Regions from separate parts of the Homo sapiens genome. Here region 1 is linked to region 2. A link is an interaction called in ENCODE POLR2A ChIA-PET data of the cell type or tissue named here. Cell type or tissue: MCF 10A. All regions are shown on one strand. Links, peaks and the distances in the headings refer to the core of each region. The heading gives the core; the rest is flanking DNA.

What was found. Peaks named below come from ENCODE experiments on the same cell type or tissue, not always from the same donor. Only the 100,000 strongest peaks of a DNase experiment are listed, where the experiment ranks them.
Region 1: POLR2A ChIA-PET joins it to region 2 with 9 read pairs; 12 of 35 experiments call an interaction of 5 or more read pairs at or near these places.

Annotation. Positions count from the first base shown.
Region 1 is chr1:180,961,833-180,964,743 of GRCh38, reverse strand. It overlaps the pseudogene MR1P1. Among named protein-coding and RNA genes, the nearest start is that of KIAA1614-AS1, 8.4 kb to the right of the region's middle. In MCF 10A, for the core only: no CTCF peak of the experiment used is centred there; no DNase peak of the experiment used is centred there.
Region 2 is chr1:181,015,066-181,017,976 of GRCh38, reverse strand. All of the region lies in intron 1 of STX6 (syntaxin 6), which reads left to right. Among named protein-coding and RNA genes, the nearest start is that of STX6, 6.3 kb to the left of the region's middle. In MCF 10A, for the core only: no CTCF peak of the experiment used is centred there; a DNase peak (open chromatin) is centred at 1,196.

The DNA of each region.
Region 1 (2,911 bases), core at 209-2,708, 53 kb after region 2:
GTTCCACCCTGAACATCTGCTGCCAGCCCTTCAGCAGCTGAGTGTACCTCTCCCAGTGATCAGGCACGAGGTTCTCTGCCATCCATGGGGCCCGTGGCTCCTTCTGCTGAGTGACACTGTCATATGTGGTGATAGGGTGCGAGTCCACATACCCAACTGAAATAAATTCAGGGACCCCATGGATGGGATCCGAAACGCCCAGGCGAAAATATCTCAGAGAGTGCGTCCCTGGAAAGGAGGCAAAGAAGGAAGACATGTAGGGTCCCAGATGATCCAGGTCCTTCAACTGCATTCATTTAGCCCCACACGAGTGCTCCCTGCTCAGCTGTACCCAGGCCTCCAGGCCCCAGCTGCCATTTCCTCTTACAGAACCCAGGAACCGGGGCCTGGACAGGACTTTAGAGCTCCAGACCAACGACTTGGAGCCTTTCTCGTTCAGGTTTGCAAATGCAGGATGGAATTTTATAGGTAATCTCAACTCATAAGCAAAGTACAGTGCAAGCTTGTCCAACCCACGGCCCAGGACGTCTTCGAATGCGGCCAACGCAAAATTTGTAAACGTTCTTAAAACATGAGGGTTTTTTTTTTTGTGATTTTTTTTTTAAGCTCATCAGCTATTGTTAGTGTATTTTATGTGTGGCCCATGACAGTTCTTCCAATGTGGCCCAGGAAAGCCAGAAGATTGGACACCCCTGGTAGAGAGTGCTGCTCTGGTTGTAGGGGGAAGGGAGAAGACACAGGGGGAGCTGTCCCTACGGGAGCCCTTGGGAACTCTGAGGTCTTGAAAACCCTGATAATCCAGCCCTCTTGTTTTACCAAAGAAGTCTGTGGGTGGATAAATGAGGACCCCCCACTCCACTTCTGTGTGCACGTGTGAGCACGCACACATAAGCACATGCGCATATACACCAGGTCGGTCAGAGCGAGATCCCTGTTAGGATTCAGGCCTAAGTGGGCAGGTAGCATCTATAGTGTGGAGATGTTGGACAAAGGATGATTCATGTTCTGAGTGGGACCATGTGAGATTTCTTCATGCTACCAAGAACAGTGAGCAATTTAAAACTTATGAATTGTGTATTTCTGGAATTTTCCATTTAAATTTTTGGAACCAGTAGCTGAAACCGTGGAAAGTGACAGCAAGGATAAGGGGCTACTACTGTCCATAAATTGTGGAATGGTTAGATCTAGCTTCCTAACAACTGCATAACCTCACATCATTCGCATAGAGATGATTTTTTTTTTTTTTTTTGAGATGGAGTCTCTCTCTGTCACCCAGACTGGAGTGCAGTGGTACGATCTCAACTCACTGCAACCTCCACCTCCTGGGTTCAAGCAATTCTCATGCCTCAACCTTCCAAGTAGCTGGAACTACAGGCTTGCCCCCCAACACCTGGCTAATTTTTGTATTTTTAGTAGAGACGGGGTTTCACCATGTTGGCCAGGCTGGTCTGGAGCTCCTGGCCTCAAGTGATCCACCCATCTCAGCCCCCCAGAGTGCTGGGATTACAGGCGTGAACCACAGTGACCATCCAGGATGGTCTTCCTTTAATGTCCAACTGCCTGCACCCAACTCCCAGCCTTAAAAAAAAATATGCTTATACTTAAAATAGTGAGGTCTTATTCTTGTGGGGCTCACATTGGTCTGCTGTATGTAAACAGGATGCCATTCTCACCTGTTTATTTGGCAATTAATTAAGGGCTCACGGGGAAACTGTGCTCTCTGGTGTTGAATCCAGAACAGTAAGAGAGTTTTGAGTAGAGGAGAATGATCCCTCAGCCCTGAACAGCATTGCTATGAATCTCATGACGGAAGCCCATGCTTGGTAACCCAGGGTGGAGGTGAAACTCCAAAACAGCTGACTTCTGTAGTTATCATCTTTAAGGGCAGACTCAGAGGGACTTGGGATCATTTAGCTCAGACCCTTATTAACCATGAAAACAATTACAGCTCACCCCAACATACATGGTAGCCATTTGGTGCAATGCATTTTGGACTTGGCCATTAGGAACTGCACCTTCTCTGGGACGACCCTAAGGTACTTACCTGGGGGCAGACTGATGCTAACTTGTCATGCGTCCTCCTCACCACTGGCGACTTGAAGTGTTTTGCCTTTTGCAAACACTGAAGCTCTGAAAGTTATAGTGGCACCTTGGTCAGGTTGTTGCAATCTAGATAAATTTGGGAGTTCTTTATTATATTAAAGTCTCTTTATTAATACAGATTGAGGGGAAGGGGAAGAGGAAGAAAGAAGCAGCTTGGTTTTTCTCTGCCATAAACAAACATGTTGGTGCTGTTTTCCTTCAGACATGCCCTTTGTGCAGAGCTGCCCTTCCCTGGGGCTGTGTGGGCGTTAACTGTGCTTAGACAGCGATTGTTCCAGCTGCCTGCCCTACTGCTTGGGTTTCACATGAACATTTCATGCAGTGCACCTGGTTTGCCAACTGCAGCCAGACTTTGTGCGAAATTGTATTTTACCACTTTTTAAAAGGTTATGAGCTGTCAAACCTGGAGGCCACTTGGTTATTCAGGGGTATGTTTGGACTAAGACCACCCGGGTTTGTTCTTTGCTGACCAAGGCCCTGTTCCCTGGCGTTCGTGGCAACCCAGCACTCCGCTCCAGCCAAGCTTTCTGTCAGCCCTGGGGTGGGACCAAGTTCAGGGTTTTTTCCTGCTCTGCAGAAAGCAGATTTTAGCTGAGATTGTCCTACTGAAAGACAACTGTGACCCTGCAGTTAAAGATGTCTTCATCTTTAGGAAAGTAGAGTATCTTTGCCCTCTCATCTGTGTGGGGCGAGGAGAGGACAGCCAGGTGTCCTGCTAATACGTTTTTGGAATTGCTTTTAGACTCCATGTGATTACTTCCTAACTGACACAGGCTGGGCTCAGCTCTCAACAAACAGACTTCAGAGA
Region 2 (2,911 bases), core at 209-2,708:
CACTACAATTAATGTGGTGATAAGCCTACTTGTCATAGGTCTGTATTGCTGCTTCTGATTTTCATAGCCTGTATTCCTGGAGCATAATTGCTAATTCAGAGGGCAGGCACAGCAAAGCGTTTGATGCATACTACCACGTTGTCCTCCAGAATATTCCCCCTTGCCCCTCAAAGTGTTTGAGGGACCCAATTCCCTTGATTCCAGTACTGGGATTTTCATTAAAAAAATCTTTACTAATCTCCGGGTGAAAATATCATATTTAAATCTTGTAGTCTTCATCTTTGTATTCAGTAAGGATGTACTCAGTGTTTGTTGAGTGAACCCATTTTGATTGTTTAGTTCTGTAGTTTTTTTCCTCCCTTGTTGGCAAGTTTTTAGAATTAGCCTCCTTTTAGAATTTGCACCTTCTAATCAGACAAACCCTGAAGAAAACCATGTAACTGAGCATGTGGAGACAGAGTATAAGTGAGCCACTCCTGTGGATAAAAGGTACAAATACCATGGCTCTTTGCTATTTTATTGCTGTGGAGGTTTTGTGTGTCTGATGAGGATAGTTTTTTGTTTGTTTGTTTGTTTGTTTTTTTGAGACGGAGTCTCACTCTGTTGCCCAGGCTGGAGTGCAGTGGCGCGATCTCGGCTCACTGCAAGCTCCGCCTCCCGGGTTCACGCCATTCTCCTGCCTCAGCCTCCTGAGTAGCTGGGACTACAGGTGCCCGCCACCACGCCCAGCTAATTTTTTTTTTTTTGTATTTTCAGTAGATACGGGGTTTCACTGTGTTAGCCAGGATGGTCTCGATCTCCTGACCTCGTGATCCTCCCACCTCGGCCTCCCAAAGTGCTGGGATTACAGGCATGAGCCACTGCGCCCAGCCGAGGATGGTTTTTTTGTTTGTTTGTTTGTTTTTGAGACAGAGTCTCATTCTGTCACCCAGGCTGGAGTGCAGTGGCGCGTCTTGGCTCACTGCAACCTCCGCCTCCCGGGTTCAAGCACTTCTCCCTGCCTCTGCCTCCCGAGTAGCCCGCCATCACGCCCGGATAGTTTTTGTATTTTTAGTAGAGACAGGGTTTCACTGTGTTTACCAGGCTGGTCTTGAACTCCTGACCTCAGGTGATCTGCCCGCCTCGGCCTCCCAAAGTGCTTGGATTACAGGCATGAGCCACCGCACCCAGCATGATAACAGTTTTATTTCCAGGTTTTTGGCTGTGGATTGATGTTGAAATAATGACATAAGTAAGCTGATGAGTAAGATGGTATATGTTATGTTGTGTTCTTTAACCTTCTCTGTCTGCATATCTAGCTTTATTAACACTAGATTATGAGCTCCTCGAGGGCATCACGCATTCTATTCACTGTTGAAAAACTGTATTGGTATAGTCACTGTGAAAAAAATAACCCTTGTTTGTTAATTTTGGCCTAGTAAAATTGAATGTAAATCAAATTTAATACTTTCTAAAAAGCAGAATCCAGTGTTTCGTTGTAAGAACAAATTTGCAAGCCTTTATTATAAATTTGAGTGTTTAATATTATTTAGCTCCTTAGTTTGGAGAACACTATGCAGATAAGTGAAAGATATATTGTGTAAGATTTTGCAGTAGAGTTGAGATGCTGTGGAGATTGAAAAAAAAAGAAAGACCCATGCTGGGAATGCTGGTCAATCTGGGCCTTAAAGGAAGTGTCTGCTGAGGTGTAAGGCTCTTCTAGGCTGGGGAAACAACTGAGTGGAAGTCAAGAACCAGGAATGAGAAAGATAAAGATGGGAAGAAGACCTGCCAACTGAAACAGAATTTGTTCAGTGAGAAACCATGCTTGATACTAAAGTCAGCCAGTTTGGGTTAGGAGGAGGAGTGGGAGAGGGTTTGAATACCTGCCTGAGGAGTTTAAATTTAATCTGATTTCTATCATAAATTCTAAATCAGGAGGCAGTTTTTAAACTAGCAGTTACTATTCACTTGCTTATAGTCAGCTTTTAAGGGTTCAAACCCAGATCTTCTGATTCTACAAAGAAAACAGATTTGTGGGCCAGGTGCGATGGCTCATGCCTGTAATCCCAGCACTTTGGGAGGCCAAGGCAGGCGAATCATGAGGTCAGGAATTCGAGACCAGCCTGGCCAACATGGTGAAACCCCATCTCTACCAAAGATACAAAAAATTAGCTGGGTGTGGTGGTGGGCACCTGTAGTCCCAGCTACTTGGGAGGCTGAGGCAGGAGAATTGCTTGAACCCTCTTTTGCAGTGAGCTGAGATCACGCCACTGCACTCCAGCCCTGGTGACAGTGCAAAACTCCCTCTCAAAAAAAAAAAAAAAGATTTGTGTGGAAGTTTTGGAAAAATGCAATTAAATAAGTCTTGGTAATAGAAAGTGTCTTATAATCAGGGTTGGAAGAACTTGAGGCAAGCAGCCAATATGTCTGAGCCCCAAGGTCTCTTATTTATGTTTAAGGAGCACAAACTAGATTATCTTGAAAGTTCTTTCCAGATCTGAAAATTCAGTGATTGGATTTAAGTAGAGGTTGTGCAAGGTAAGGAGGAGGAGGAGTCAAAAATGACTCTTGTCTAGACAAGTGTTGAAACTTGGAAAATGGTGGCACTATTGGCTAAAATGAGGAAGCTAGAAAGGGAAGCAGATTTTTCTATTTTGTTTGTTTTGAATACATTATGTTTTGTAGGGAGGATATGATTAATTTGGTTTTAGGCAAATGGAATGATCCTATAGGCAGCTAAAAATATAGGAATTAAGCCTGGCTGAGTGGTTAGGGTTGGAAGTATAGTGGGGGAGTCATCAGCTTAAGAGGGGTGCTTTGAACTTGTGAATGCTGATGAGCACATAGAGGCCACAAAGAGTACTGAGAAACATTGGGATCCAGTGGAGGAAGAGGAAGGAGAAAACTGGTAGAAAACTAGAACAGCACA